Linked DNA regions of Homo sapiens: regions 1, 2, 4, 5, 6 and 7 are each linked to region 3. Evidence: chromatin loops called from intact Hi-C (ENCODE). Cell type or tissue: heart right ventricle. All regions are shown on one strand. Region 1 overlaps TCF4 (transcription factor 4). Region 2 overlaps TCF4 (transcription factor 4). Region 3 overlaps TCF4 (transcription factor 4). Region 4 holds the start of TCF4 (transcription factor 4). Region 5 holds the start of LOC105372135 (a long non-coding RNA gene). Region 6 has its middle 50 kb from the start of LINC01416. Region 7 overlaps TCF4 (transcription factor 4).

Region 1 (4,000 bases), 160 kb before region 3:
CTCTAGCTCTTTCTAGGTGGTTTAGAACTGTCATGTGTATCCAGGGGCAGTAATCTACCAAAGGTGATCCTTCTTAGAAGTATCCCTATGAGTGGAATGGATTTATGAGATCATTTTTTTCCCTTCATGTAATATTTTCATTGTCACCCAGTTCCCTTACAATAGGATACCATGGATGTATCGGAAGAAAAATTGGAAGTCAAATGGCTGATAATACAAGAATATAAAAATATTCAATTTGAAATTCTATAGACATTTGTTAACCATATCACCCTCAAATAAAAAGCAAATTTTCCTGCTCCTTCTTGGGACAGCAAGATAAAAGATTGTTGAATAGATCAGCAAAACATTGACTTTTTTTTTTTTTTTTTTATATGGAAGTTGCTTGCCTTTCCTGCTCATATTAGTTTTTCTGGGCCAGGGGAAGCAAGTGAATCCTTTATTGATTGCCATTTGGTGCCATTTTTAATAATCAAATTTAAATATAGGCTTTAGCAGCGGACGGGTTCGATTTGGACAGAACACATGTTGACTTCCTGGACTGTTTGCTCACTGGAGATGCCGACTTGTTCTGTAGACGGGGCTGCATGTTGATCTCCTTTGTCTCCAGAAGGATTGATTGACGGATGTTGTGTCTGCTCATTTACAGCGTTTTCCTTGTTTAATTTAAAAAATTGTGACATAGTATTACATGTTCCCTTGTATACATCATTTTTGCAGAAGAAAGTTGTTTAGCCAATATGTCGACTTAGTTTATGAAATCCTCTCTATAGCTTTCATTCAGCCCTTCGTGTACTCCATTAGGTCATATTCATTTCATGCACGGCAAATCGTCACCAGCAGCAAAATTTAACATTTGGTCCTTTTAGGTATAAAAATGAATCAAATGCCTGACAAGATTTGTTTCTGGTATATATTTCAGAATCTCCCCCCGCCCCCCGCACCAACCCCATCTTTATGGGCATACAACAAATGTTACTAACGGGTACTTTTAGTTTTAAAAATATGGACAACAGTACTCCATGCAGTAAAAGACTTGAGCGATTAATGCTACCCTTATGCCTCTTTTGAGTAGTTTTAGCCATGGGGCTTGGCACTGCCACCATTGTCTTTGTGCCAAAAAATATCCGCAGCGGCTGTCGCATTCTAGTACCGGAGGGTTGTCTCGAAAATTCCGCAGTGAACGCGCCGGGTTTGTTCATCACTGCTATCTCTTTTAAATATTGGAAAAATAGAATCTTTAGCTCTTTCAAAGCCCCGTTGTGGTTGTGGGGATGGGGGGAGGCGGGTGGTGAAGAATGGAGAAAGGAGGAAAGAGGCTGTCCGCGCCAGCCAGTTGGTATAAGTGACAAAAATCCATGCCTGACATAGAGTAAACACAGATATTTAAGAGCTTTTGTGTTCATGAGCACAGATAGTTACTTAAGGATCCTACTCAAACATGTTATCAGCGCTCTTGAAAATTTTATTATCTGAAACAAATGTTCCAAGTGAATTTTAAGCAGAAAATCAACATCAAGACCATAGCTAATTTTTAATGGATAATTTACACAAAAGATAGTTTCTTTTCTAGAAACTGAGGTGTCCTTTTAAAATGGCTGCTTTTAGTCTTTAAAAAAAATGATAGGAATCGCGATTTTATGTTTGAGAAGGTGCGTGGGCTTTATCCACAGTGCCTGATTATTTTGCTCCCAAACAGGGGTTCTGGCTCTGAGGGCAGATTTATAGTTGAATTGGGGAACAAAAAGATGTAATAAAGTTAAAAGCTTACACTATCAGAATGAAATGTGTTTGTTCATGATCTCTGGACCGATCTATTTGATGGTAAAAGTGGATGCTACAGATGAAATCTTTACAAGGAGCATAATCCTTAAAAAAAAAAAAAAAAAAAAAAAGTCCACCTCCCAGCCTCCTGCTGGCTGTGCTGCCTCTTTGGTACCTCGCAGACTTCGACAGAGCCCTGGACGGGTGCCCATTGATGTCATGGAAACACTCAAATTACTGAGAATGATTCATGTCTATGCTGGTCTCTTATCCTCCCCCACACAAACAGGAGTAGATTTTTAACCCTGACAACTTGTAATTTGCAGTGGGTTTATTTTTGTATCTGGATAAATATTTTTTAACAAGCAAAATTAAGATTAAGCAGTCTGTATCTGATATGATAGTAAAGAATGCTGGGTTCCATGTAGCCAAGAGTACTTTGGGGACTCTGCAGCGTGAATTCATATTCTTCTCCTCCTCCTCTCCCTCCTGCCTCTTTCTTTTCCTACCTCTTGCTCTTTGCATTCCACTCTTCCTCTCTTTGTTTTTCTCCTACTTATTCTCTCTCTCCTTTTAAAATCCTGCCCTTTTATCTTTAAAATAATGGAAGGAGTAGCCCAACTTATATCTATAAGTGAGGCAAATCCTGGCAGAAAGATTCCTCCCTCCTGTTCTGTGTGTTGGAGTCAAGTTGGGAAATAATGCTGAGTGGTGAAATTCTACAGGGGATAGCTTCAGGAATTCCTTCTAGAGAAAAAAATAGATGCTTTTTCTTCCTTAAACTGTATTTTACAATTTGGATTTTTAGAAATTACCAAAACAGGACACTAGATGTTCAGTTTCTTAGGAAGTCAGAGCAGATTCTACTTTATCCATCTTTCTGTCTTTCTGCCTGCCTCCTTACCTGCCCAGCTTCCTGCCTGCCTATCTACCTGTTAAACAAGTGAATATTACATCAAAGTAAGTGATGTAATGGTGATATTGAAGCATTCTTAGATGCAAGAGCTTAAGGAAGGACACGCGTCCTTTGATAGCTCATGAAGGTCGAGCCTTTTCTGTTAGTAATATTTATAGAGAGAAGTTAAAGGGTATAAGTAGCTTAAATTTGATGTACACAGATGAGTAAATATGTCTTTGTGACCATTCACACTGCTGATACAAGTATAAATTTATCTTTTCTTCAGTGCAAAATCCTCATACAATGGAAGTTATTCTGTTAGATCTTCTAAGACTGACAGTCTGTGCGATGGTGTCTTGTTTCACTGAAATTGAAACTGATATGGGGCATTGATTTTATACTTTGCGCTGAGCGCTAGACCAGAAATGGGGCGGAGGTGTTTTCCCAACTTTAAGATTCATTAAAATCAGTAGAAAAGTTAATACTGGGAAACGGGGTTAATTTTAAGACTTAGGTTTGGCTTTCTTTGAAAACCACCATCCATTTTATATATGTAATGACTTGGATACAGGATACCCTTTTGACCACATAGAAAAATTTATGGATATAAATGTATCAAAGATACATTCTTTGTGTGGGGTCAGGAAGGCATACTCTAATAACATTGCCATTGCCATTGACCTAAAAGATAAAAAGACTACTGTTACTTTTAGCATTCGTGTTGAGTTGAGAGGGGAAAACTTGGGGGTTGTAAACTTCAGAAGGAAATCTATTCAGCCTCTCAAAATACAAGTTTAGAGTTTTCCTGTTGGAAAAAGGAATACTGTAGTCCTATGTATCAAGTACAATTACTGTAAAGCTCCAGTCTTGACGAAAGAAGTATCCTTTAGACTTGCGTGGGGTGGGGTCTTAGGCACCTGCCTGCCTCTTTTAGCCCCTTTTAATGTTCTGGTATGGACAGATTTCTACAATGATTCTCCACATGTCACTATCTGGACTCTACTGCTTAGATCTCTTGTAATGTGATTTCATTATCCTCCCTAATGATTATTGGGGTTAAACTTTAAAAAGAAACAAATGAACACCCTTGATTTTATTCTTAGATGTGGCCGAATAGCATCGAAGGGTCTATAGATCTCTGTAGAGCAGTCTACAGATAAAAATTGGGTTGTTAGAATTGGAACAAGACATTCACATTCCATGATCCCTTGTCCTGCTGGGTCTATTGGTGGAATCTGAACTTGGGTTCAGAGTAGGCAATTTTTCAAAAGCCCTGTTTCCCAAATGTAAATTCCATCATCATCTTGATCATGATGGGGTTCACTCCTGGGAAAGGGA
Region 2 (4,000 bases), 280 kb before region 3:
TTTTTCTTCTGTATACTCAATCCGATATCAGGAAACCTCATTTAGGTCTATTCACACTGTAGAGGCAGCAAAATAACATGCCTGACCTTTTCTATGTAAATATTAAAAATTATTAAATCTGCATGTTGGAAAGATTGATTTCGGCAATACCTTCTAAATTTTCAGTGAATATTTAAGTGTAAGTTTGCAGATAGTTTCATGAAAATAATTGACTTTTAGTTTTGGTACTAGAACAATTGGAATATTGGTGGTATTTTTCATTTTAAATCTGTGTGAACTAAAATTTTCTTATTTGTCTGGCATGAACATCACAGAAAAATCCTTTCCCTTCAAGCTATTTTTTTAAAAAAATTGTAAAGGAGATACTATGTATTGCAGAACATTTAGCAAATAGTGAAAAAATAAAAAGGGAAAGTCAAAAATTCCCTCTTATTAGTTCAGTACTGTAACAGTCGATTGTATTGCCTGGGCTATTTTTTTAAAAAAATTGTAAAAGAGATACTATGTATTGCAGAACATTTAGCAAATAGTGAAAAAATAAAAAGGGAAAGTCAAAAATTCCCTCTTATTAGTTAAGTACTGTAACAGTTGATTGTATTGCCTGGTGGTAGTCTTTATATCTGTACACATATACATACAATTTAAAATATGTATGCAATTTTAGATTATTTAAATAAATTCATACTTATTGTTATATATTTTTCTTTTTCTTTTTTTGTATTTGCATTTTTAAAAAACTGATAAGACCTGCCAGGGTTATGTGTGCTGTAGTGTTTCCTGAATTTATTTAACTACTATGGTTTTTCTGTTTTCTAATTTATTAATTCATTAAACATTTGTTATTCCTTTGTTTTCTTGGGTCAGTTTTATAGAAGTCATTTTCCTTAAATTGACTGTTGAGTTAAATTATTTCACTCTTATGTTCCAGATCATGAATTTGTATTGTGTAAAAATTTGGCTGCATTCCATAAGTTTTGTTGATAATGTAATATTCTCTGTGTTACTAGTTTCTGAAGTTATTTTGGCAGTTTTTTCCTTTTAATACAATAGCTAACTTGAACTCTCATTTAAATTTCAAAGAGATTATCAAGTTTAGCTTTTAAAATTTTCATAACTGTTTTCTAGTTTTATTAAAGTGTGGCCAGTAAAGAAACAGTGTATTTTCTGTGTCTTAAAATTTCTTATACTCTTAGTGTCCCAACAAATGATATTTTAGGAATTTCTCAGTATTTCAGATGAGATTTATTTTTATATTTGTAATAGTTGGAAATGTGGCTTATTTTCTGTAGTGTACATTTTAATTTGCTTTTCAGTTTTTAAAGTTTTTTCTTAACTAGATCTCTTTTGAACCTAGAAAGATGTGTTAAACACTCCCACAAAATAATACATGTTTCTCATGCATAAGCGATTCATGATGACTGTGTGTTTATGGTAGATATTTTCATCTTTGATCTTCAGTACTCCCTCTTTTATTATTATCTCTTTTTTTCCATGTATTATTGTAAGAGAACTTTTCAAGTTTGTCGTCTACATCAGTGACAATTTTTCTACAATTTTATGCAAATTTTAATTTTGTTAATGCATTTTTAGTTTTCTTACAATATTTCCTATTACATCCATCTGCTTTTACATCTCTTCACAAATCTTTTGTGTTGACACCTATTTTATAGAAATATTCTATTTTATATAACTGTCAAATGTGATGTTTTCTAGACTCCACTTGTATTTTTTATAGGGTGAAAATGTTTTTCAAAGTATAATTTCCCTCTGAATTATGAGTACATATTTCCCTATATTTTATTGTGCAGATTTTTTTCTCACTACACAGTTTTTAACATGTTAAACTTTAGGACGCTGCAAATCTGCCTTTCTTAATATATTCTGTGATGTTGAGGCTAACTACATATATTTTGTAAAGAGGTATGCTGGTCTCCATGTCAGCCTCTACCAATAGGAGGCGCTGGAGGGAGAGTAGAAGGCTAGAGGAGGAAGAACTTGGCCTTTCCTGTTCTTGTTATCATCACTCTGGTAACATCAGTCTTTTCCAGTTTTTAGTTTTGTCTACATTCCTAAAATTAACCTCCTTGGAGATAACAGCCCCAGTCTGCTGGTGTCTCTTCCTCATCACGTCTCTCTGAGCTTACAGGCTCTGGAAACCCAACCGCTTCCCTGTTTCCCCAGCCGTGGGGATGGTAGCTGTTTCCATCCGACTGTTCATGGGTGCTTCTTCTCAAGTCTAAAGCCAGAGGACTGTAAATGTATGTTGTTTAAGCCACACATCCAACCATACTGGTTCAGGAAGGCAGCGGTCTTCCAGTAGTTAGTTAGCTTTCTAAAAACTCCCTTTAAAAATGAGACTTTAGAAAGAGGATGACAAATCCTGAGGACTCGTGTCTTAAGCAAATTTTCTGTCTAGATATTTATTATAAACCTAATTGCATCTGATAAGTGCTGTGTATGTCATACTCTATCAAAGGTAAAAGGGTTATTAAAGTAACCTGCACTTTTTAGAGCAATGGTGGATGGCCTTGCAGAAGGCACATGGCCTTTATCAGTCAACTCACTGTGGGGAAGCTGGAGAAATAAAGTTCAGGTGAGAGTAAGCCGACAGTTCTGGTGTGATTTTCTTGGGAGGATAACGTATAATGTAGGTAGCAAACACATGGGAGAAAGAAGGTTTTGCATTATGAGATTTGACTTAATGTGTACAGTTTGCTTTTGGTGTTGTAAAGCAGTAAAGAGGCTTATTGACATCTCTATTGAAGGTCATTGCAGTGCATGAAATGTAAATCAAAGTGTTATTCTTTATTAGAAGCTAGAAGATAACATTTACATAACATGCTTTTAAGGTAATGAGTTAAGTTCATTATTTTTTATTACTATAACTGTTTGAAGAAAGTTATTTTCATGCTAAAAATACTCCTACTTGAATCCGATTTGTCATAATTTTTGCATGATGTATAATCTATTGTTAGGAAACGATAATTCCATTTATTTTTGTTTCTGGGGGAAAATTGTTAGACAGCTGTTTCAGTCTTTCCAAATAAACTCGCTTCCAGAATTCCTAGTAAGTAGCAATGCTGGTTGATAGGAATGTCACCATTTTTCTGACCCCCCTCAGCCTTATCACAAAGACATAGTGCAGAAGCCATATAAGAAATTTGAGAAAAGGAAAAGATACCAAGGCCTAGGTATTTCACAAACTGGATAATTAGACTCTGAATTGCGACGAATAGGCTGAAAGAAAAAAATGTCACAAGCCTATAGTGGCTTAAGGAACACTGATTTCACAGTGAAATCTTTCTACATAAATTTTATGGTTAACTGGTAATAGGAATAAAACTGTGGAGCAATGTCAGACAATTCTGTTATGATTCCTGCCTAATGAATGGCAGGCTTTCCCTTGGTATTTTCTCCTTAACCTGCCCATTGCCCTTTCTGTATGATCACATTTTCTTTAACCAGTTCTTTGCTCATAAATAAAGCCGTGTGTTCCGGTTCAAAAGTTGCATCTTCATTTATAAATTCACAGAATATGTTTTTCAGGGAAAAATGTAACTCAATCAGCTTTGCATGGTTTACATAATGTGATAGTCTCATATTTACTATGTGGTTAACAAGAAATAACTGTTACCAACAAAAATCAGAGAATTTAAAAACAACGAACATTTTGCTTGGGAGCCTATGTATATCTCTATATAAATACATATAGACATCTATAAACATCATCGATCCTTCCCATGTGCACATGCCATATATATGTGGATGTGGGATGATACTTGTTTTTATATATACATATCTATATTTATATAGCTGAAGAAGTGAAACATATTGCTTTTTATTTAAGTGACTCAATGCGTTTATAGACAAGCTTTATTTTACAGTACTTTATCAATGCCGAGATGATAAGATACTGCTTTGATTTGGTCTTCTAAAGGTCAAAATTTGAAAGAATAAATTGATTCCTAGAGACATTCTTATGCTATCATTGGCCTTATAT
Region 3 (4,000 bases):
GCATTGGATGTTTACCTCAAAACCCTGCTCTCTCTGCACCTAGGACAAACAAATCCTAGTTCTCTGGTGTTTAGCATCTTGGAGCCATGAATTTTAAATAAATCAAAGACAAAAACCTTGTCTTTCCCAGTTTTAAAATATAAAAGATACACACACACACACACACACACACACACACGTGTATTTAAAATAGACCCTATAACCTCATCATATTCTTACATCCTTACATGGTTTTCTTCTTAAATTGTGGAGGAAAAGGCAGGCAGACACATTTAATAGCACAGTGATCATCATTTTTTAAATGAACTGTTACAGGGACATAATCTTAAACTATCCATAATTTGGAATAGGCACAACTGTGCATTTAAAAAAATGCAATATTACCCTTATTTTCTCAGGAAAGCAGATTTTCTGGAGGGAAAAGTATATATTGTATATATTAGAAAATATACATATGTTCATTCACTCTTTCTGCATCTGCTGTGCTTCAGATGCTTTTGGGGATGCATAAACGTGTAAAAGAAAGTATCTGATCTTACAGGCCTTTTATCCTGGTAGAGTGATAATACAAATATGGGTCTAACTATAATGCAAGGTAGAATTATGAAATGACCTAAGGAGCAATTCAGACCGCTAGGAAAAGCTTCCCGGAGAAGATGCCATTGAGCTCATATTCGAGTCCACATAGAATTTCAACAATTAGAGACAGGATAGAAAAGGCGTTTCAGAGCCATATAATAAACATGATTTAAAACCAAAAACAGAAAATAAAGGCTCATGCACCTAAATGGAAGTAAGAAAACTGCCTGATGATACCAGTCCTTGCAGCTTGCCAGCCAGGGCTGCATTGGGTGAAAAGCCCCTCCACAGCACGGCAGCTCCAGCAGTTGGCTCGAATATTTCACATGAGAGTCCACAGGAAGAGCGAGCTTTCATGTATATTTTTTACATCCAAATTAAGTTAACTCATGGAATTTTCCACCCTTAGGAATTAAAGTAGCAACTCATGAAGTAATTCAGTTATGTCATTCATACCAAAACAGAAAATACTGGAGCAACTTGGCACTGTTTAAAAGCCAAGATTAGGCCTTGGCCATTTTATATTTTTTCACATTCCATGGCCGTTGTGTTATTTTAACTTTTATTATGGCTGTAAATTTTTCAAATCAAAAGTATCTTAATTGCTTAGAAAACAGAAGTTGAAAATGGGTTCATAGTAAGAAGAGGGTTTAGGCAAAGCAGCTTTAGGAGTGAGAACTGAAAAAAAGCTGTAGCATTACATTTTCTGTAATGCGAGGGTTCTACCTATTTGGTTGACATTCACAGTTGTGCATAATTATAGCTTCCTCTATATCCATAAATCATCTTAGAACTATAAAGTTGAGTTTAACCAAAAGATCTGTCCAATATTAGTGAAATGACATCTTTAGGGAAGCATTGTCCTGATACAATAGCCACATTCATTTTAAAGCAGTTAATTGGACACATTGTCAAAAACCACGGTATTGAGTTTCCACATTTTAATTTCACATTTGCCTTCTCCCTGGCTTCTGCACACGGACGGGTCTCTTTTGGAGCTGAAAGTGTGTGAAAGTTATTGGAGAATGGTAGTCTCTGGGTAATGTTTCTGTAAGCTGCCCAAAATTTTCCCCCTGTAGTCTAGATGGGAAACAGCTGGTATTTGTTTAAAAAGCTGTTTTGCAAAATGTCTAAACCTTGAGATATAGAACTGAGGTCACCATTAAAGCAGGTGCTTAAGAGCAAGTGAGAAAGACTTCAGAGGCCGACTGGCTCTGGAATCTTCTGCAGGGCACTTCCTATTAGAAGAAAAAGTGTTGAAGTTTGCTCCTTTATTTAGGACACGGCTATAAGTATTAATAAGTAAGTGCACTAGCAATACTACTAGAAATTGAGTATTTTTGAACATAGCCAGCCCTCAAGTGAATAATTAGCTCAGTATGAAAGGAACTAAAATGGTCATTTTTCTCACAGGGCTTCAAGATACAAGAGCCCAAGGCGCTCTAGTCTCCTTTGGGTGTTTGAATTTCCTCTTTAAACACACCAACAGTAAAAGAACTACTATTTCAAATAAGCAGTACCATAACTGACTATATCTTCCAAGGTTTTGGATGCAATCTAAGGGAAAGGGGGAAAAGAGACCCGACTTGGCAAGACCCGTACCGAAGCAGTCTGGAAAAAAAGCAAAGCAAAAAACATGTGGAACCACTAAAGGCCAGTGCACGTCAGGTATCCACCAGTCTGAAGATGAAAGGAAGTAAGCCTCCTCCCCTGGGAGCTGGAGGTTATTAGCAGCTGTTTATCCAGTCGGGAATAGAGATTAACATTGTACTTTTTTTTTAAGAACTAGAAGAAAATTTGTTTGGGAAGTTGGCTTTTCATATCAAGTCACTGTGCTTTGCCAAAAAAAACTTCCTTTCTCAGAACTCATGTACTAGCATTGAGCAATGTTATGATTCTCTGAGAAACTCTGAATTACCAAAAAGTCTTTCTCCATTAAATAGAACAGAAAAGGACAGAGAAATGGGTGAACGTTTGCCATTGACACATTGCAGTTGTACTCTTTACCATGTGAAATTTGCCGTTTGGTCTATTACCTGTTCTCCAACCTGACTCTAAATGGGACACTCTGCCCTCTACCCCTCACACGTACCCTCACAACTTAATCATTGCCACTCTAAGGTGCACACAATGGGTTCTGCAGATACCTACTGCTTGCAAAAAGACCTTTCATGAGATATTGGGGAAACTGCCTAGTACTCTGGGTGCTTTATTCTCAAAAAACAAACAAACAAACAAACAAAAAACGAGTTGGATATAGGTATTTTTCCCCTGATTTAATGCTACTCTTAATGTCATTTTCTTTTATTAAATCCTTTCTTCTGCTTTTGATCTTATTTATAGCAGAGCCACTGGTCATATGGAAACTATTACTGTATAGCTGCGAGATGAAAGACTTCATGGCAATTAAATAAGAGTGAATCATTTGGGCCAATAATACACACATACAGTGAGGTACCATTTGTGTCCAAAATGCCCTGTGTTGTTCACTTTGTAGCAAAGCCATTGAGCTTTACAAAGGGCTTTACAAAAATCTGCTTTTTGTCAGAAATATGTAGTCTGACAATATGAAAACACATGTTAACACACAGTCCTTAGCTGCTTGCTTCTTCACACATACACAGTATCTAAATCATGCCACTTATTGATATAAAATGAAATTTTCACTTAAATTTGGGATATTATTTAGTTGTGTTAAGCGTCAGCTCTTTAAAAATATATTTGGATAATCTATATCAAAATTCGACCCATCACTCAAAACCTGCCTAAAATGTCATGTTCTTCTTAAAGTAGTCCCTGGTTTCCTAAACGGGTATGACTTCATCATTTTTTAAAACCCTACATGACCTTGTACTCCTTTATGACATTCATCGTATTTTGCCTTGTATAGTAATATTATCCCATCATTAAAATATCAGTGCCTGGGCTAGGCGCGGTGGTTCAGGCCTGTAATCCCAGCACTTTGGGAAGCCAAGGCGGGAGGATCACAAGTTCAGGAGTTCGAGACCAGCCTAGCCAACATGGTGAAACCCCGTCTCTACTAAAAATACAAAAATTAGCTGGGCGTAAAGGTGCACGCCTGTAATCCCAGCTACTGGGGAGGCTGAGGCAGGAGAATCGCTTGAACCCGGGAGGCGGAGGTTGCAGTGAGCCAAGATCATGCCACTGCACTCCTTTCTGGGCAACAAAGCAACACTCCATCTTAAAAAAAAAAAAAAAAATCAGTGCCTGCAAAGTCATAGACGTGTTTATTTTTCCTTGCAAATGCCCATGTAGTGCCTTGCATATAGTACACTTTCATAAGGCGCTTGTCAAATTAAGTGAAATGTTTATTTGATAGAAACATGCTAAATGTATATTTGGCAATATCAAACAATTAAATTTCAGACATAGTCTCACAGATCCATAGCATTTGTGTCAT
Region 4 (4,000 bases), 350 kb before region 3:
CTGTAATCCCAGCTACTTGGGAGGCTGAGGCAGGAGAATCGCTTGAACCTGGGAGGTGGAGGTTGCAGTGAGCCAAGATCGTGCCATTGCACTCCAGCCTGGGCAACAAGAGTGAAACTCCATCTCAAAACAAAACAAAACAAACAAACAAAAAAAGAAATTCAGCGGAATGAGGAGTCTTAAAAACCTAAAAGCTAGAAGGGGTTTTATTGGATTATCTAATCTAACCTCTGGATTTTACAGCAAAAGACATTGACATTGGGCCTTAGTTCAAAGAATGACTAGAGGTAGAGCCAGTGGAATTTCTCCTAACCCAACGTTTGTGATCTTTTCATTACATCATCTAAGCAGAACCTGTAGGGGTTAACTCTGAGAATTGGGGATGATGCTTGTGATAATGCAGCAAAAAGTAATGTCTAAATGTAAGATATTATTTTGAGATGAGAACACCGAATGGGGATGGAAGACAGGAATCTTCACCATGTGTGAATGTACAGGAAACAACCAATAAATGCCTTAATTCTTGTTCTGTAAAAACTTACATGTAAGTAAAAGATCGCCGAAATTGATCTGAACTCTGTTACTGCCACAAACTTTTATCAGCAAATGGAGATTAGGATGTTCCCACTGCCAGATGGTATATAGGAATATGGTTGAATGTGGACTGTTATCACAGACTGTCTGGTTTCAAAGGTGGGCTCTGTCACTCAATATAGTTGTGTGACTTAGTTAAGTTTGTACCACTTACAAAACTTCTTCCTTGGGTCAAGCTACTCAATTTTACTTGCTTCTGTTGCCCAATATACAAATTACAGTAGTAATACATACTCCATAGGGTTATTCTTAGGCTTAAAGTAGCCAGTATTTGTGAAGTTATAGGAACACTGTTTAGCATATAGTAAACACATGTGTTATCTGTCATTATTATTACTTGCTTTTCTGTTGCAAAGACTAAAAGCTATTGTTTTGGAGTAGGGAAATTTCCATTTAAAATTCCATTGGCTAGGTTAGCGGTATCAGTTGATTTAGCAAGGAATTAAGAGATGAAAAGGAATTATTTCTTTCGTGGTGGCTTCATCTTTATCTGTATCCACTATAAAATTCGTAAAGTGGGCGTTATTTGCTTTACACAGACCAGAAAACAGGCTACAGAAGGTAACTGCTTGGCCAGAAATGGGTTGAGTCAGTCGTGGCTTATGGCACAAACTACATTTGAGTCTACAAAGCAATAGATGAAGGTCTTCGCCAAGTGAAGACTTTTTGGACTTGGAAAGTTCACACACTTCCAGCGCTCTATAAGAAGATAGGGTGGGGGAGTTGGAGGAGAGGACCCACATCCCTCTTCCAGCCTAGGACCAACTTGGCCCAGAGGCCTTTTCCCATGCCGCCCAAGGCTCGCTGAGAAATCTGGCTCCACACAGTGGGAGAACCCAGGGTCAGGCTTACTGTGAGTGAGGCCGGCCCAGTCTTTCCCGAGCCTTCCTCAGGGAGACCTGGGGGTATCTCACTTCCCTGCGGAAGTCTGTGGAGTTTAATTTGTAAATTTGTGCCGAAACTACACTTTTGTGTCAAAGAGCAAGGACGGCCAAGAAGCGGCAACACGAATAAGAGCGCAGGGAAATGGGGCCTGCGAACGACCTCGGCCTCGGGAACTCCCACAGTGCCGCCCCACGCGCGACGCCTACCCGAGAACAGCCACCCGCCTCCGCTCCCGGAGGAGGCGTGGTCGACCAGCACCGCCATCTTGGCCGCCTCTCTAGGCGCTCTGTTTACCACTCTATGGTCGCCTGCTCCCGCCCCGCCCCTTCCCAGTCATTGTCTGGAGGAGCAGCCGCGGCCGCAGCTCCTTCTCTTTATAAGCCCGCAGTTCCCGGATGTGAATGGATTACAATGTATCTTTCAGGGAAACCTATTATTATCAATGTGACTCCACGGGGGAGTCCATGGTGATGATGATGAGGAGGAGGATGATGATGATGAGACACCTCTAAACTTGGAACAAGTTTAAGACTTTATGAGAGAAGAAAAAAAATCACCAACAAGAATTGTTTGAGGAAAAATTATAACTATCCTGTGTTCATTTTTTTTTTTATAAACAATAAGAAAAAGTTGTTGGATTTTTTTTTAATGATTTCTTTTTTGGGGGAGGGAATTTTGTTGCAGTTTTATGGTGGAAAATGCAAAAACCAGAGCCAGGTGCATAATCTTGTAATCTGTGGATATCCCTGGAGCAGGACTGAGTACCAGTTAAAATACTTTTTGGGGATACACATGTGAGATACTAAGTACTTGCAGAAGATTTTTGTCTCTCTTTTTAAAGTCTCTTTCCTTGGAATATTGTGAGAATATTTGTGGCCATTTAAGGTAACGTTTCAATTTGCCGTCAGAGTAAACTGTTTGTAATTGAATTTAATTTTTAAAATGTCGATCCCGATGTTTTATTAAAACAAAAGGGACAACCTATTAAATAATTGCCAATGGGAAAAAGTGTGTGCATGCATTTTGTGTATGTACTCGCACATCTAGCAATACCAGGATTTGTAGAATGTGTGTTTTTTTTTTCAAACACACGTTAAAATAGCTTATGTTGCATATACCGGATAAAGCACGCTTGTTATTACGAAACGATAGAATTATGAAGCTTAAATTTTATCCTAAAAAGTGATGTGAAAAAGTATGTTTTAAGAGCATGCAGGGCCTATAATGGTAAATGTTGAATTAAAAACTTACAGTGCTGGCGAACAGGGACTTAGCGTGCCTAGGAACTCAAGTGCAAAAACAAAACAACATCCACCCCCAAAAATTGCCCTTTTTTTTTTTCGAAGTTTGCAGTTATACTATTCTGTGACTTAAAAGGGAGGGGAAAGAAAGTATGCAATTCAGATTTCGCCCCCAACGCAAAACTACCGAAACGAAAATCTCCCCAGGAAAATGTGGCTTGATTTATAGACGAAAAAGAAAAATATTGTTCCTCTTGGCAAAGTCTTTTTGCATCACGTGTATTTGCAGCCTAGTATAAACTTGCTTTGCCGTGTGTGGATGTGTGAGTGAGAGGGAACGAGAGTAAGAGAAAGAAAGAAGTGAGGGGATGTAAACTCGAATAAATTTCAAAGTGCCTCCGAGGGATGCAACGGGCAAAAACTGAACTGTTCAGGCTTCAGATTGTAACTGACGATCTGAGGAAAAATGAGGTGCTCGATGAATTTTCGTTTGTATTTTTTGGCGAGGCGGGGGAGGTGTTGAGATTTTTTTTTTTTCCCCTCGGGGTGGGTGCGAGGGGGATGCATCCTAGCCTGCCCGACCCGGAGCAAGTCGCGTCTCCCCGCCGGAGCCCCCCCACCCATTTCTTTGCTGAACTTGCAATTCCGTGCGCCTCGGCGTGTTTCCCCCTCCCCCCTTCCCTCCGTCCCCTCCCCTCCCCGGAGAAGAGAGTTGGTGTTAAGAGTCAGGGATCTTGGCTGTGTGTCTGCGGATCTGTAGTGGCGGCGGCGGCGGCGGCGGCGGGGAGGCAGCAGGCGCGGGAGCGGGCGCAGGAGCAGGCGGCGGCGGTGGCGGCGGCGGTTAGACATGAACGCCGCCTCGGCGCCGGCGGTGCACGGAGAGCCCCTTCTCGCGCGCGGGCGGTAGGTACCGGCGCCTGCGGGGCTCGGCGGGGCGGAGGCGCCCGGCGGCGCGGGGTTCGGGCTCGGCGGCCCCGCACGCGGCTCCGCGCCTCCCGCGCCGCGGGCTCCCGGCGCCCGGCGCTCCCAGAAGAGACACCCCTTCCCCTCCCGCCGCTTCCCTCCCCCTCGCCGCCAGCCCCCCCGCCCCTCCCCTTGATGCCCCCTCGGAGGGACCGAGGACTTTGCCAGGGGCCTGACTTTAATTTTTATAACCCCTTTCTTTCACAAATTAGGGTGCTGGACAATTAGAGGACCCGACCCTCCACTCCGCTCCCCCCAACCCTGTCACCCCACCCCTCCCCCTTTGGACGTGTTTTCACTCCAGAGACGCTCATCTT
Region 5 (4,000 bases), 1.3 Mb before region 3:
AACATATATTTAAATTCGACAAAAAACCAAATCAATAAAGCCTCCCTGATTCTGAGATAGTGATTAGATGTATCTTTTCATGACTACTTTCCTGTTTACCAGAACCAAGAAGTGAGCAGACTCGGTTGGAATCCTGCCTTTACTGTGAGAGTGAGGATATATTTTCGTCTTCCAGGGGCACGGTAGGTAGGGAGCCGCAGTGCTGATACGGAGCGTGGCTGGCGTCAGAGCCTCGGTCTGCCAGTGTGTCGGCGCTGGCACGACCTGTCCCACATGCCTGGGAAGCTCTTGCTGAGCAGGGATTAGGATGCCAGCATCTGATGCACAGGGTTGCTTCCTGCTCCCCCTTGGAGTCCTGACGAGAAATGACCTTGTTCAACCCTGCTGAGCTTCCTAGATTTACTGGGCTTATAGCAACACATGGGAAGGAGATTATGTTTATTTTTAAAACATAAAAAATGCAACCTTCCCAAGGCCTTCGTGGTGTCTGTGTGCAACAACACAAATACACACACACATGCAATGTATGTATAATCACTTCTAATTAACTTCAGCTCTTCCTGCAAAACTAAGTGTGAAGTCTTAAAGACTTGTCAGCTTCTCTGCCTGTGAAATTTATCTACTTCTAATTGTGAATAACAATACATTCAAGGTTAGCTATAAATGACTCAGATTTCACAGGAATTGAGTCTTAAAACTACATTTGAAGATGAATACAGTTATGCAAAACATTTTTGTGGTGTGTTTCCAGCTAAAAATGTTGTTATTTATGCTTATCCAGAATGTTTTTCTCCCCCTAAACCAATGTGGTTCTTTCTGACATCCGTGAAAAAATAGATGTGATTGATTTCAAAGTCAGCCCAAATTTAAAAGGTATAAAGCCACAGATATGCCTAAAATAAAAATGAGTATACTATTATAATGGATTGACAGATGAATTCAGTTTACGATTTCACAAAACATAATATTCAAACAGTGAATATCAAATAGGATTAAAAATTGTTTTCCCACCTTCTGCCACGTTTAGAGTACTGGAAACTTTTCCAGATTTCGCCACTAGATGTCATGAAGAGTCCAGTTAAATACAGTAGGCAGGCTTGTGTACAGTCTAATACAGAAACTTTTAAAGTTTTTCCCGATTTTGTAGTTAATTTGGGTAGGAAGCTATTTCCTTTTGAGTTTTATGTCAAAAATATCTGTTATGGATTAATTTTAAGTGAGATGTTAAAAACTCTTAATGCGGTCAGATATTAAACGCTGGGACTCTAACCTATTAAGCAGGCATTGGGATTATCTCCAGGGAGAATGTCATGTGCTGGATGCAGAATCAGAATTGTGCTAAGATCTGCTTTGGAGACATTAGCTTGTAGATCCCTACCTTCCTTTCCTTTTGAAACAGTAATGGGCTTGTCAGATGTGTGGTCATCGAGGTTTCATAGGATTGTTCATAAAACTAGACTAGTGAGAGGAACAAAAAAGGGGAGGACCTCAATGCTTAGGTGACAATGTTTGAATTTAGACTTTGAGATCCATTAACCAAAGTAATTCTGGGAGACTAGAAATGATCAATTGATGTTTAGAGAGATAAAGTTTGATTCAATAAAAAGAACTTCCTAAAAATACAATAGTCCATCATGTAACACAGTGCCTTATGAAGCAATGAAGTCCTTGTTACTGCAAAGGTTCAAGCACCTACATAGTGGCCATCAATGGGGAAGATATCCTAGAAGAGACTATTTGGGGAAGAAAGTTGGACTAAGTGACACTGAGGATTCTTAGATCCATGATTCTACACATGGTGATGACAGTCATTCAACAGCCAAGAAGGCAGCAAGAGTTGAAAATGTGTGCTTACAGAAATACAAATGAAATATTTGAGTTTACTTAAACCAGGGAAAATAGGGTTCTTAAAGAAGCCTCACAGGGGAATTGCCACAATTGTGCTGTTTTGTGAGGCTCTGCCTGGGAAGCACTGGTGAGAAGGAACTGTTCGGCTTTGGTGCTTCCAACCTCTGGTTCCAAAATGCTCCCCATCCCAGGGACACAGCTCTTCCCTCCCAAGGACACATGGTCTATTTGGCCCTCCTCTGCTCATCAAAAGTTGATCTCAACTCATCCTTGTAAAGTAAATCTGAGAGTAACTTAGTGGCAGTCTTTCCAGTGTGTTGCATTTTATTAGGGAACAAAGCCTTAAGGCTAAACTAAAGGACTGAAACTCAGTCTGGGAATGGAAGGTCTCAGCTGGCTCGCAGGGGAGGAAACAGGCCCTTGTTTGACCTCTGGACAGTTGCTTTTTCTGCCAAGACGATAAGCCCCAGAGTATGGCTGGCTCTTGAAGGACATCACGTGAGCTACCAAGATTGATAAAAACAAAACAAAATACTTCCACATACTTCTTGCTCTAAACAAAAGAACCACAGCTGAAATATGACCTAAGGCTACCCAAGACTTTGAGGTGCAATCCTAATATGTATCAGGGAACATGGCTTGATAAAATCGATCTAAATACATGCAATAAAAGCCAGATTATATAACATCTTTCTAAACTCAGAGTTTGGTAAAATATCACATGATTAGCCTAGAAAGTGGGTTTACTATTTCCTTCTCATTCCAAGAGTGAAAGGATTTACTCATGCTCACACTCTCTAGGTATGCAAGAGAGTTGCTCACCTGTTTACTTGGACTCTTGACCAGATGTTAAATGAAATATCTTCATCTCCATTCCCACGGTATCATAGATGCTTAGAGCTGGGGTGATCCCTGATGGATCCCATGGATCTACAGGCCAATGTCTTAATTCCACAGATGAGAAACTGAGGCCTGGAGTAGCTTTCTAGACTGGCAGTTTGCTGTCCCACCACCACACTGTCACCTTCCCAAAGGTGTGTTCTTGAAACACAGAGAGAGGTTTATACCGACCCAGGCACACATCTCCACCTGGCCCTGCAGGGAATCATGAACAGAGATGCGTGGGTGGGAGTGGAAATGTGATCTATTGCCATCATCTACATCGATGGTTCTTATGATTTTACTACCAAGGGCTGAATGTAGTAACTGCTCCCCTCACAGTGGGCCTTATGTCTTCAAAGATTAGGTCTACAAAACAAACCCCATTTGTTAAGTATTTGTTACTGCAATGACTTGCAGACAGGTATTGCTATCAACCTCAACCTTCTGATCAGTACAGAAAGCCGAGGTTTCAGCCTCAAGTTGATGCTAGCCCAGCTCACTGCAAAGAAGTTTGGTGTTTTAGCCTGAGCAATCTTCTGAAAAACTTGCTTTAGGAGTACTGAAATGTAGTACAGCTAAGGCCCTCCAAAGGTCTGGAAGCTCAGGTTCGCTTCCAGATCACCTACCCAAAGGTTATTCACGAGAATCCCTGGCCTTGACTTCATTAGCGCCCCTCCCTGAGTTAACCATGGTTCATCATGGAATCAGTGTGAGGTGAGGTTACAATCCGCCACCATCTAGCATCTACATGATTGCAATGGCCTTGTTACTATCTCCCTGGTTTTACCCTGCCCCGTCCTCCCTGAATCTATGCCCAACAGAGCAGCTATTAAAGTCATTCAACACTCCTCTGCTCCAAACTTGCAATGGCTCTGCCGTCTACTCACAGTGGAAGCAAAGTCATTCCAGTGATTCCAAGGTCCCACCTTCTCTGGCTTTTGCCCCCACCCCTTTACTCCTCTGATGTGGTCTATTCTTTTCTTCAACCCACTCTGCACACTGAGCGGGCTAAGTCAACGCCAACTTGCTGCTTCTCAGTGAGTCCACGCATGTCCGGAATTGGTGGGTTCTTGGTCTCACTTCAAAAACGAAGCCGCGGACCCTCGCGGTGAGTGTTATAGCTCTTAAGGTGGCGCCTCTGGAGTTTGTTCCTTCTGATGTTCGCATGTGTTCTGAGTTTCTTCCTTCTGGTGGGTTCGTGGTCTCGCTGGCTCAGGAGTAAAGCTGCGGACCTTCGCGGTGAGTGTTACAGCTCTTAAGGCGGCGCGTC
Region 6 (4,000 bases), 630 kb before region 3:
AATCTTAATTTTAGTCTAATGAAATTAATCTGTAAATCAATTCTCTCCACTTATATTTTTACATACCTATCTTTCTCTTCTAAGAGCAGACGAATTTATTCTTGGACTATTTTATTGGCAAATAATGAATTTCAGTAGTTGTTAAAATAGTTCTTAGAACTCTTTCATCTTCCATCTGCTCTTAAATGGAGAGAGGTTAAAAATGGAGAAATCTGGTCTGGCGCAGCAGTAGCTCACGCCTGTAATCCCAGCACTTTGGGAGGCCGAGGCAGGCGGGTCACCTGAGGTCAGGAGTTTAAGACCAGCATGGCCAACATAGTGAAACCCCATCTCAACTAAAAATACCAAAATTATCCAGGCATGGTGGTGGGTGCCTGTAATCCCAGCTATTCGGGAGACTGATGCAGGAAAATCATTTGAACCCAGGAGGCGGAAGTTGCGGTGAGCCAAGATCGCATCATTGCACTCCAGCCTGAGTTTTGACAGGAGCGAAACTCAGTCTCAAAAAATAAAAAAAATAAAAAAAAATAAGAGAGATCTCCAAGTGAAATTTTTCATTTATACAGAACTGAACTTCTGATTAAGAAGGCACTGATCGACATTCTACAGCTGTTATGAAACTACATGACAACATTATTTATCAAAGTGATTTGATGGTAACTGTGGTCTCTGTTATGGTATAGGAGTTAGCAAGCCAAATAGATACACGTACTTAATGACTTTAGCATCCACCACTCAAAATCCAGTTAATTGTTTGTTGTTGGAGCCATGTAAAGCAGCAGTACAAGCTGTCTGTGCAGAATACAATAACTGTATGCAGCAGTATGGATTCAAAGTTTCAAAAATTAATTTACAAATGGGTTTCAGAGATTCCACCAGATGGGAGAGAAACAGAGTTATGTTTAACCCTTGAGCTGGCAGTCTACTTTAGGAACATTGCCAGCTATAAAAAATAATAATCAGAGGCCCATGAACTGCTCTTTTTAAACGGTTACATTAAAACCCAGACACCTGTAGTTTTACTAGTTGCTAAAACGGCTTGTAATTGCACATGCATGAAACAGATGTGTAACCAGAGCTGTATAACTGGTTTCCATTATACAAACACAGGTGAATGAATGGCGGGCAGAAGGGGGAATGGAAAACTGAGATTTGTATCCGCGAAAATCTAACATCGGAGATTCATATGAAACTTTGAAAACATTTTTTGCTAAATATATTGGCCTGTCTCTCAACTGCTTTTAAATCATGGATATTTACATTTCCCAAAATAATCTGCTTAAATTTGGACAAGATAATAATGACTAATCCCCATCCCCTAAGACACGTGTTCTTCACTAGTCTTACTGAAACGGCTGCCAATGCTATGCAGGAAACTTTTTAACCGACTTGAACATTTTAGGGTTTTTTTTTTTTTTTTTTTGAGAGTTTTGTTAGGAAAACAACATAGCTTAAGAGTCATAAAAAATCAATATTCAAGGATGTTTCCAGAACTTTAGTCTTTCAAAAACTATGAACCAAGGAGTCATTTCTAGTGTCCTGGAGTTTGGTTGTTATAAAATTTACAGTATGGTGTGTCAGTTCATTTGGGACTGAGTCACACAGCCCAGGACGCGGTGCACTGAGGAAGTCATGTGAACCATTGCACAAATACATTTTTGTCAGTGTTTGGTTTGAGAGCTGGGACTCAGCAGAACTTTGGGGGATTGAATTTTAATTCAAATGTTCCAAAATTCTGGTTTACAACAACATCTGGGACTTGAAGAATGGATCACTTATTTTGAAATTCCTTAGAAAGGAAAAATGAAATGCAGACAATTATAACATTCAACAAGAATTGTCCTTCCAGAAATCCTCATCCCACCTGGGACGGAACCTTTAAGCCAATGCTTCCTTTCAGATGTCTTAGCAAAAGGACTGCAAACAGAATGAATGAGTTGGAGCAAACAGGGATCTATGTGAAAATCTTTCTGAATTGAGAAGGAAAACAGGATATGTGTTCATGCTCCCATAACTCATCAGGAAAACTCATTCCAAGTCATTCCCAGGGATGATCAGCTCCCCCAGAAGACCTTATCTGTCCACATTTTTTCCATTCTGAAAACATACTTTTAAAAAATTAAAAGTCGTTCTTGGAATGAAAATGCAGCCTCTTGCAGAATGTGAATTAAAGACATTTTGACCTGTAGGTGCACATAGTATTTTTAAAGGGCTACATGGCTGTTCATTCTGCAGCCCCAGCAGTTCTCTGAATTCAAATAATTCCTCAGAGACTACAGCTCTAGTCGTGATGAGGAAAGTGAGGTGTAGAAAGCACCTGCTAAGTCTTCAAACTACAGCCAAAAAACAGCAAATGGAATCAACAGGGCAAAGCTGTTTGGACATATTGCAAAGTCATTTTGGATATTCCCACTATATCTGTTAAATATTCATGTATATTCTGACAACTATGCCCTTGTTCCAGGAGCTTGAAGTTATTGGGTCTTTAAGTTAGGCTCAGAGTATAAACTGAGCACTCCTTGAAGTGTATTAATTCTTTCAGACTAGTGGTATACCATTCACTGCATAAATGTTCCATGCTGAATTGGTGAGTCAGGGCACCAAAACATTCAGCCCGCCCATATTTTAAGACTGTGTATACATTCTGGTTCATATGACAACATAAGGTGGTAGTGTTCCAATCTGGCTGTGCATTGGAATGACCAGTAGGGCTTTATTAAAATGCAGGAGTCTGATTCCACTCCTAGATTTTCACACAGTTGGTCAGAGTTCCTTTCATCTGAATATTTTCTAAAATATAAACCCACTGATAATTTTTATTATGTTACCAGGACTAGAAAATACTGATGAAGAATGAAATGTTTATTAAAACTCTGCCCAGGCACACTTGCAAAGTAAAACTAACAAACCCATGAAAATGCAGGATAATTGAGCTCATTGCAGTTATGTAGGTCTGGTATGTTAAAACATGTGCAGGAGTTGAGGGACTACAAAAATCAGGGAACACAGGAGGCAGTGTAGGGATGGTTTCTTAAGTTCGTTTGTGCCAGTGGCTCTTTTCCTGTCCCACAAATAATACTGTGATGGCCAGAAGTTACAAAGACTATGATGGCAGCTGGCTGTCAGCAACGTTAATGGGAAGGATTTCCCTTTAATTGTCCAGAGGCTCATTTCTAACATCTATAGTAAAAACTGGGAGATAGCACTCAACAAAGTCATCCAACAGAGGTACCTCCAAAATGGATACAACTGTTGCCAAAATAGACCCAGATAAGGCACTTCTCCCAAAACAATCACAAAATCAAGGTTATCCAAATTGAAAGTATTACTTCCCTTTTATCATCATGGACACAGATGTCCATTTTAAGTCTGTATCAAGGATCAAAAGAAACCCCAAAATACCTGACTTTAAGAGGAAAAATTGAACTTATCCTTATAATGCTCTTTCTGTGTAAGGTATGAGTTGAAAGTGTTTCATGAAGGATTTCTTTCTTGAGTTTGTACTAGTAACCAGTTATGAAGCCCTTGTCCTCCATTCTAAAGTTTTGAGCAAGAAACTTTTCATAGCTTCTTAGTAGTGAATAAAGAAATCCAGGTTATATCTACACCAGGGACCAAAAGTTTCATACAGCAAAGAAAACATTCAGATATCTGGTTTACAGATGCAAGCATCCCCATCACTGACTGGTTTTTTACCTTTTCATCAGATACTCTGATACTTTATAAAACATCAATTTTATAACTTCAGTAAAATCACTTAATCATGACTTTTTAAACCCAATTAAAAAAGAGAAAGAGAATACATATAAAACATCTTGAAAATCAAATATTTCAATGCTACACAACTCAAATTATTTTTCATCTTTTCCCTTTTTTCCATTAAGGATAGAATAAAAAATGTGTGCTTCTAATTTGTGCTTTGTTTTTTACTAATACAAAATATTTATGTCCAAGTCCAATTGTTTCAAAATCCTTTGTGTCTATGATAACAACTTTCATT
Region 7 (4,000 bases), 78 kb before region 3:
CTGAGATCGCAGAAATGTCTCAGTTGACAAGCCACTGACTTGAGTTCTGTGATTGAAATGTACTCCAAGGTCAGCAAACCAAAACCAAACATCACTGGATGATAATACGTTCAGTGTCTCACTGGCTATAATTCGTAGATCACCTTTCAAAGCATTATATCTTTATTAATCATTGTAAATTTGTGCTTTTGAAATCTTAGACTCGTTTCCATTAGGCAATGAAGCCCAGAAGCTTAATGTTCTAGTCTCATTTTAATTTTTTCAGTCTTATGTGCTGAATTGTCAGGGTTTAAAAATCGATTTCACCTCATCAGATTAAAAATATTTATTTATGCACATGTTAACAATATATTAAAAGAAATGAGAGCTTCAATTTTAAAAATAGGAATTGTAGCTCATTAAGCCATGACAATTTGGTTTATATTTACATAATTAATAGGAAGGCATTTATATGTTTGCAAAATAGGTAAGAAAAGGTATTTAACGTAGATGAAGCAGAATGATTGTTTATCAAAAGAGTTTAGAGATCTTTCTAGCAGTCTACCCATGGAAAGTTAGGATCTAGAAAAGCCTTCTCAATAAGGGAAGAAACAACAAAGAAACAACAACCAGGAAACTCCCCAACTTATCTCTTTAAATTCCAGCCTCTTTTCTAAGTGGTGGTTTTTACATACTGTCCTCTGGTAGGTGGGTACCCTGGCCTTGTGTATTAAGCAGTGAGGGTGGTTTAAAGGTTACAAATGTGATCCTGTCAGATTGACAACTAACTGTTCTAATGAGGAAAAAATCCTCAAAGCATGAAATTTGAATGAAATGTGTGATTATAATTCAAGTACTGTTTACACAAACCTCTGGGGACCTTCCGAATAAATGCAGAGCAAGTGAGTTAGACAAACCTCTGGGCCTTCGATACGTGTGTGTGGATGTGCGGTGTGTGTGTGTTTATTTTAGAGAGTGGGGAAACTTTCCACCATTAGCCCGGGCTTTGCTCCTCGGAACCAACACCACTATTCCTCCTTGTTTATTAATACTGTATGTGTTTTGTTAGCATATTGAGTTGTAAGGAAATAGGTGCTTTGAATTATTAAAGTTGATTCTTGAGAATAGATGTATGCTCGGGTGGCATTTGCTTCGGCATATGCAAATGATTTAGTTTCATTTGGGATCAATTCCCAGAGGCCCTCCTTTCCTGTGATGCTCTGAATTTGGCAAGCTCAAGTCAGCCCATCTCCTCTCCCCACATCCCTCCCTTTCTTTCTTTCCTTTTTTTGTACCTCCCCCCGCCTTTTTGTTGATTGGTATAATATTTTTAAAAGACAATAAATAAATATATCAACTTGCTTGTGAGAAACCTTGCCATCTATAAGGATTCTATTGTTCAGTTGTGATCAATAAAGGTGAACAAAGGTTTTCACGTTCTTAAAGTTTAGCAAAATCGAAGTTTAGTAAAAATGTGCATGAGATGTTTGCTAAAATATTTATACAGATACTGGGCTGCGGGGATGCTGCAAAACTCTGAAAATGTGGTCTCAGGGGTGCCTTTGGGGAAACTGACAGCTGTAAGATATTCGTCGGTTCGAAGGTACCAATAAACTTGCTTTAGAGCCCAGCAAATAGCGTGAAGTTGCAGTAGATTGTCTAAAGCTACAGTGAAAGCACCCAACTCCAGAGTGGAGAACGTGCGCCCTTGGGGCGCCCAGCGCCAGCGAGGGGAGCAGCGCCCCAGCCCCTCCGTAGGCTCTGGGCCCATGCGGCTGTCTGCGGCGGGGCGAGGTGAAGTTCATGGGCGGCCGCGCTTCCCACCAGCTCCGGGGAGGCCGGGGCCCGCGGAGCCCGGGGCGGGCCGCACTGCTACTCTGTTTCATTCCGCAACCCCGTTTTGTAGGTTGTTGACCAAGCAGTCAGAAAACACTGCCCCCTCTCTCCTTTTGAGCGAGGTCAGAGACGTGGTGTTTTTTTTTTTTTTTTTTTTTTTTTCTTCCCTCCCCTTTCCCTCCCCTTTCTCCGAGTCGAGTTCTCAGGCAGCTGCGTACAATGCTGGGAGCTAGCCAGCAGCAGAGACAGATGGCAGAGTTATTAGATGTGCATCATACGATTCCCTTCCTGCCACTCGCTTTTTAATCAAATTAAAACAAAAAAGAAAGAGAGGGAGAGAGAGAGAGGGGGAGTCAATTAACTGCATTTGTATTCTGCTCAATAATGGACCCTGTTCCACTTTTACCCTAAGGCAGTTGAGTGGAAATTTTAGAGAAGAAAAGGGTGCCTAGAACAAAACAAAACAAAAAAAAAAAAAAAAAGGAAAAAAAAAAAGAAAAGAAAAAGAAAAAAGTGAAGACTGCAGAAATTTGTAAGAATCGGCATTATTCGAGGAACTAATAAAAACCCCTCGGAAAAGTTGAATCGATCTCGCGTATGCATTAGGATTTCGAGCTCCATCAGGGCCGGGCTGCCTTCCAGCTCCGCTGCGCAAAGTTGAGCGTCTGACAGCAGCGCCGCGGCCTCCCCCGCCCGCCAGGAATGGTCTCTTCCTGCTTTGCATATTCACCACGCTTGGCCCGGCCATATGGGAAAATGCAACTGAAGGAATTGTTGTGAAAAAAGGGACAGCGAGTTTGAAATAAAAGTTGTTAGAGTGGTACTGAGGAGAAAAAAGAATCCGAGACCATGTACTGCGCATACACAATCCCGGGCATGGGCGGCAACTCTTTGATGTACTACTATAATGGGAAAGCGGTAAGCGAATGCGGGCTGCGAGGGGGATTTTTGACAAGTTTTATTGTCGCAGGGATGAGCATCCTAGGTGGTGATCATTGTTTGCAAAGTTGTGCAGGACTGCCGCACCTTCCTGGGTGCCATGAAATATTTATCATTTGCCAATCCTAAGATCTTCTTCTTGCCTACTTCTTCTCCTTCGTCTTTTTTTCCCCCCACTCCTCCCCCAGAGTAGAAAAATAGATGCTTTCAGAGCTTTAGAGAGTGGATCCTAGAGCGAAAGTTTGCAGTCAGGTAAAGTTGAGAGGTGGTATGATTTTTTTTTTTTAAAGAGTTTTGGAAAATTCTTATTCCTTCCAAATGACTGTTAGAAAGGAAAAGCAGATATGAGAAGCAGAATTGAGAAAGCCCAAGTTAGGCTGAGAGGAAATTTGGGGTAAGTTTCTCCCTGGATTGAGGTTTTGTGATATCTAAAGTCTTACTAAGTTGGAAGCTTGAGTGCAGTGGATAGAGTGGAGAGAACCTGAAAGGTTAAAATAGAGCAAACACATAAAACTGAGAGATCAAATTAAGGAGTAGATTATATAAGCTTAGATATATATTTAAAGCCAAAATGGGGAAGGAAAAACAAACGGGTTCATTCATGCATATAACAGTATTGTCATAAGTTATTTGTGCTGTGTGGCTTCTTCCCTCAATTTCCCCCCCTTCCAACAGAAACGCTTTATTTAAGAAAAAAATGTGTCTGGTATTTTGTGCATAACCCCAGCAGAAGGTTTATACTTGCCATCTGGAGGTTTATTTTTTTTTTCCTTCGTCTGGGCCCACTGAAGGAAAAGGATTTCAATATTTTCAAATCGGTATGTGGGGCTCTCGGGAAGAGTTGTTGGGTGATAGAGGAGCAAAAATTTATTGTTTTAAAATAGAAAAGAAGAATGAGAGAAAAGTGAAAAGCAGCCATTTATAAACTGTTCTCTTTGTGTACTTTGAACTTCCATTTGGATTGATCTTAATCAGGGATAGTTGGGCCAAAGGGGACAGATCAGAGCTTTCAGGAAGGCCCAGTTCAGCTGTAGCAATTGGCGCAAACGAATTAAACATGTGTATGTGCTGCTATATGCCTGTGAGTGTATATACATACAGATGCATGCATAACGGTTATTTCTAGATGAGCATATTCTGTAATACATACATATACACAACTGTTTGAAGGTGCAGTTTCAGAAGATTAATAATTTCATTTAAGAAGCCAGTTTTATGAATGGGCAACTTGAAATAATATCGTTTA

The links. A loop is a pair of places that touch in the nucleus more often than their neighbours do. Peaks named below come from ENCODE experiments on the same cell type or tissue, not always from the same donor. Only the 100,000 strongest peaks of a DNase experiment are listed, where the experiment ranks them.
Region 1: it touches region 3 in a loop (4-fold over the local background); 64 of 110 quality-filtered maps call a loop at or near these places.
Region 2: it touches region 3 in a loop (2.5-fold over the local background); 6 of 110 quality-filtered maps call a loop at or near these places.
Region 4: a loop joins it to region 3, with 2.7 times the contacts of the local background. A loop is called at or near these places in 44 of 110 quality-filtered maps.
Region 5: it touches region 3 in a loop (6-fold over the local background); 74 of 110 quality-filtered maps call a loop at or near these places.
Region 6: it touches region 3 in a loop (4-fold over the local background); 27 of 110 quality-filtered maps call a loop at or near these places.
Region 7: a loop joins it to region 3, with 3.0 times the contacts of the local background. A loop is called at or near these places in 54 of 110 quality-filtered maps.

The regions. Positions count from the first base shown.
Region 1 is chr18:55,404,022-55,408,021 of GRCh38, reverse strand. All of the region lies in intron 5 of TCF4 (transcription factor 4), which reads left to right. Among named protein-coding and RNA genes, the nearest start is that of TCF4-AS1, 47 kb to the left of the region's middle. In heart right ventricle, a CTCF peak has its summit at 1,953 (motif pointing left); a DNase peak (open chromatin) is centred at 1,951; H3K4me3 peaks cover 30 bases; H3K27ac peaks cover 3,703 bases.
Region 2 is chr18:55,520,159-55,524,158 of GRCh38, reverse strand. All of the region lies in intron 3 of TCF4 (transcription factor 4), which reads left to right. Among named protein-coding and RNA genes, the nearest start is that of MIR4529, 43 kb to the right of the region's middle. In heart right ventricle, a CTCF peak has its summit at 1,926 (motif pointing right); no DNase peak of the experiment used is centred here; H3K27ac peaks cover 2,083 bases.
Region 3 is chr18:55,242,411-55,246,410 of GRCh38, reverse strand. All of the region lies in intron 15 of TCF4 (transcription factor 4), which reads left to right. Among named protein-coding and RNA genes, the nearest start is that of LINC01929, 120 kb to the right of the region's middle. In heart right ventricle, no CTCF peak of the experiment used is centred here; a DNase peak (open chromatin) is centred at 2,240; H3K4me3 peaks cover 1,119 bases; H3K27ac peaks cover 4,000 bases.
Region 4 is chr18:55,587,661-55,591,660 of GRCh38, reverse strand. TCF4 (transcription factor 4) reads left to right here and starts at 3,469. Exons shown (of 20, transcript NM_001083962.2): 1 at 3,469-3,623. LOC105372126 (a long non-coding RNA gene) reads right to left here and starts at 1,762. Exons shown (of 3, transcript XR_935479.3): 1 at 1,686-1,762. RefSeq lists an enhancer at 1,655-1,884. In heart right ventricle, a CTCF peak has its summit at 1,714; DNase peaks (open chromatin) are centred at 1,770, 3,430 and 3,922; H3K4me3 peaks cover 2,853 bases; H3K27ac peaks cover 3,165 bases.
Region 5 is chr18:56,573,320-56,577,319 of GRCh38, reverse strand. LOC105372135 (a long non-coding RNA gene) reads right to left here and starts at 3,823. Exons shown (of 2, transcript XR_935514.4): 1 at 3,618-3,823; 2 at 2,155-2,943. In heart right ventricle, CTCF peaks have their summits at 843 and 1,048 (motif pointing right); DNase peaks (open chromatin) are centred at 259 and 2,262; H3K4me3 peaks cover 931 bases; H3K27ac peaks cover 3,405 bases.
Region 6 is chr18:55,867,719-55,871,718 of GRCh38, reverse strand. No RefSeq gene overlaps it. Among named protein-coding and RNA genes, the nearest start is that of LINC01416, 50 kb to the left of the region's middle. In heart right ventricle, no CTCF peak of the experiment used is centred here; a DNase peak (open chromatin) is centred at 1,608; H3K4me3 peaks cover 639 bases; H3K27ac peaks cover 4,000 bases.
Region 7 is chr18:55,320,403-55,324,402 of GRCh38, reverse strand. The region is part of intron 8 of TCF4 (transcription factor 4); the gene reads left to right. Among named protein-coding and RNA genes, the nearest start is that of TCF4-AS1, 130 kb to the left of the region's middle. RefSeq lists a silencer at 1,616-1,995. In heart right ventricle, a CTCF peak has its summit at 1,909; DNase peaks (open chromatin) are centred at 1,952 and 2,502; H3K4me3 peaks cover 3,825 bases; H3K27ac peaks cover 4,000 bases.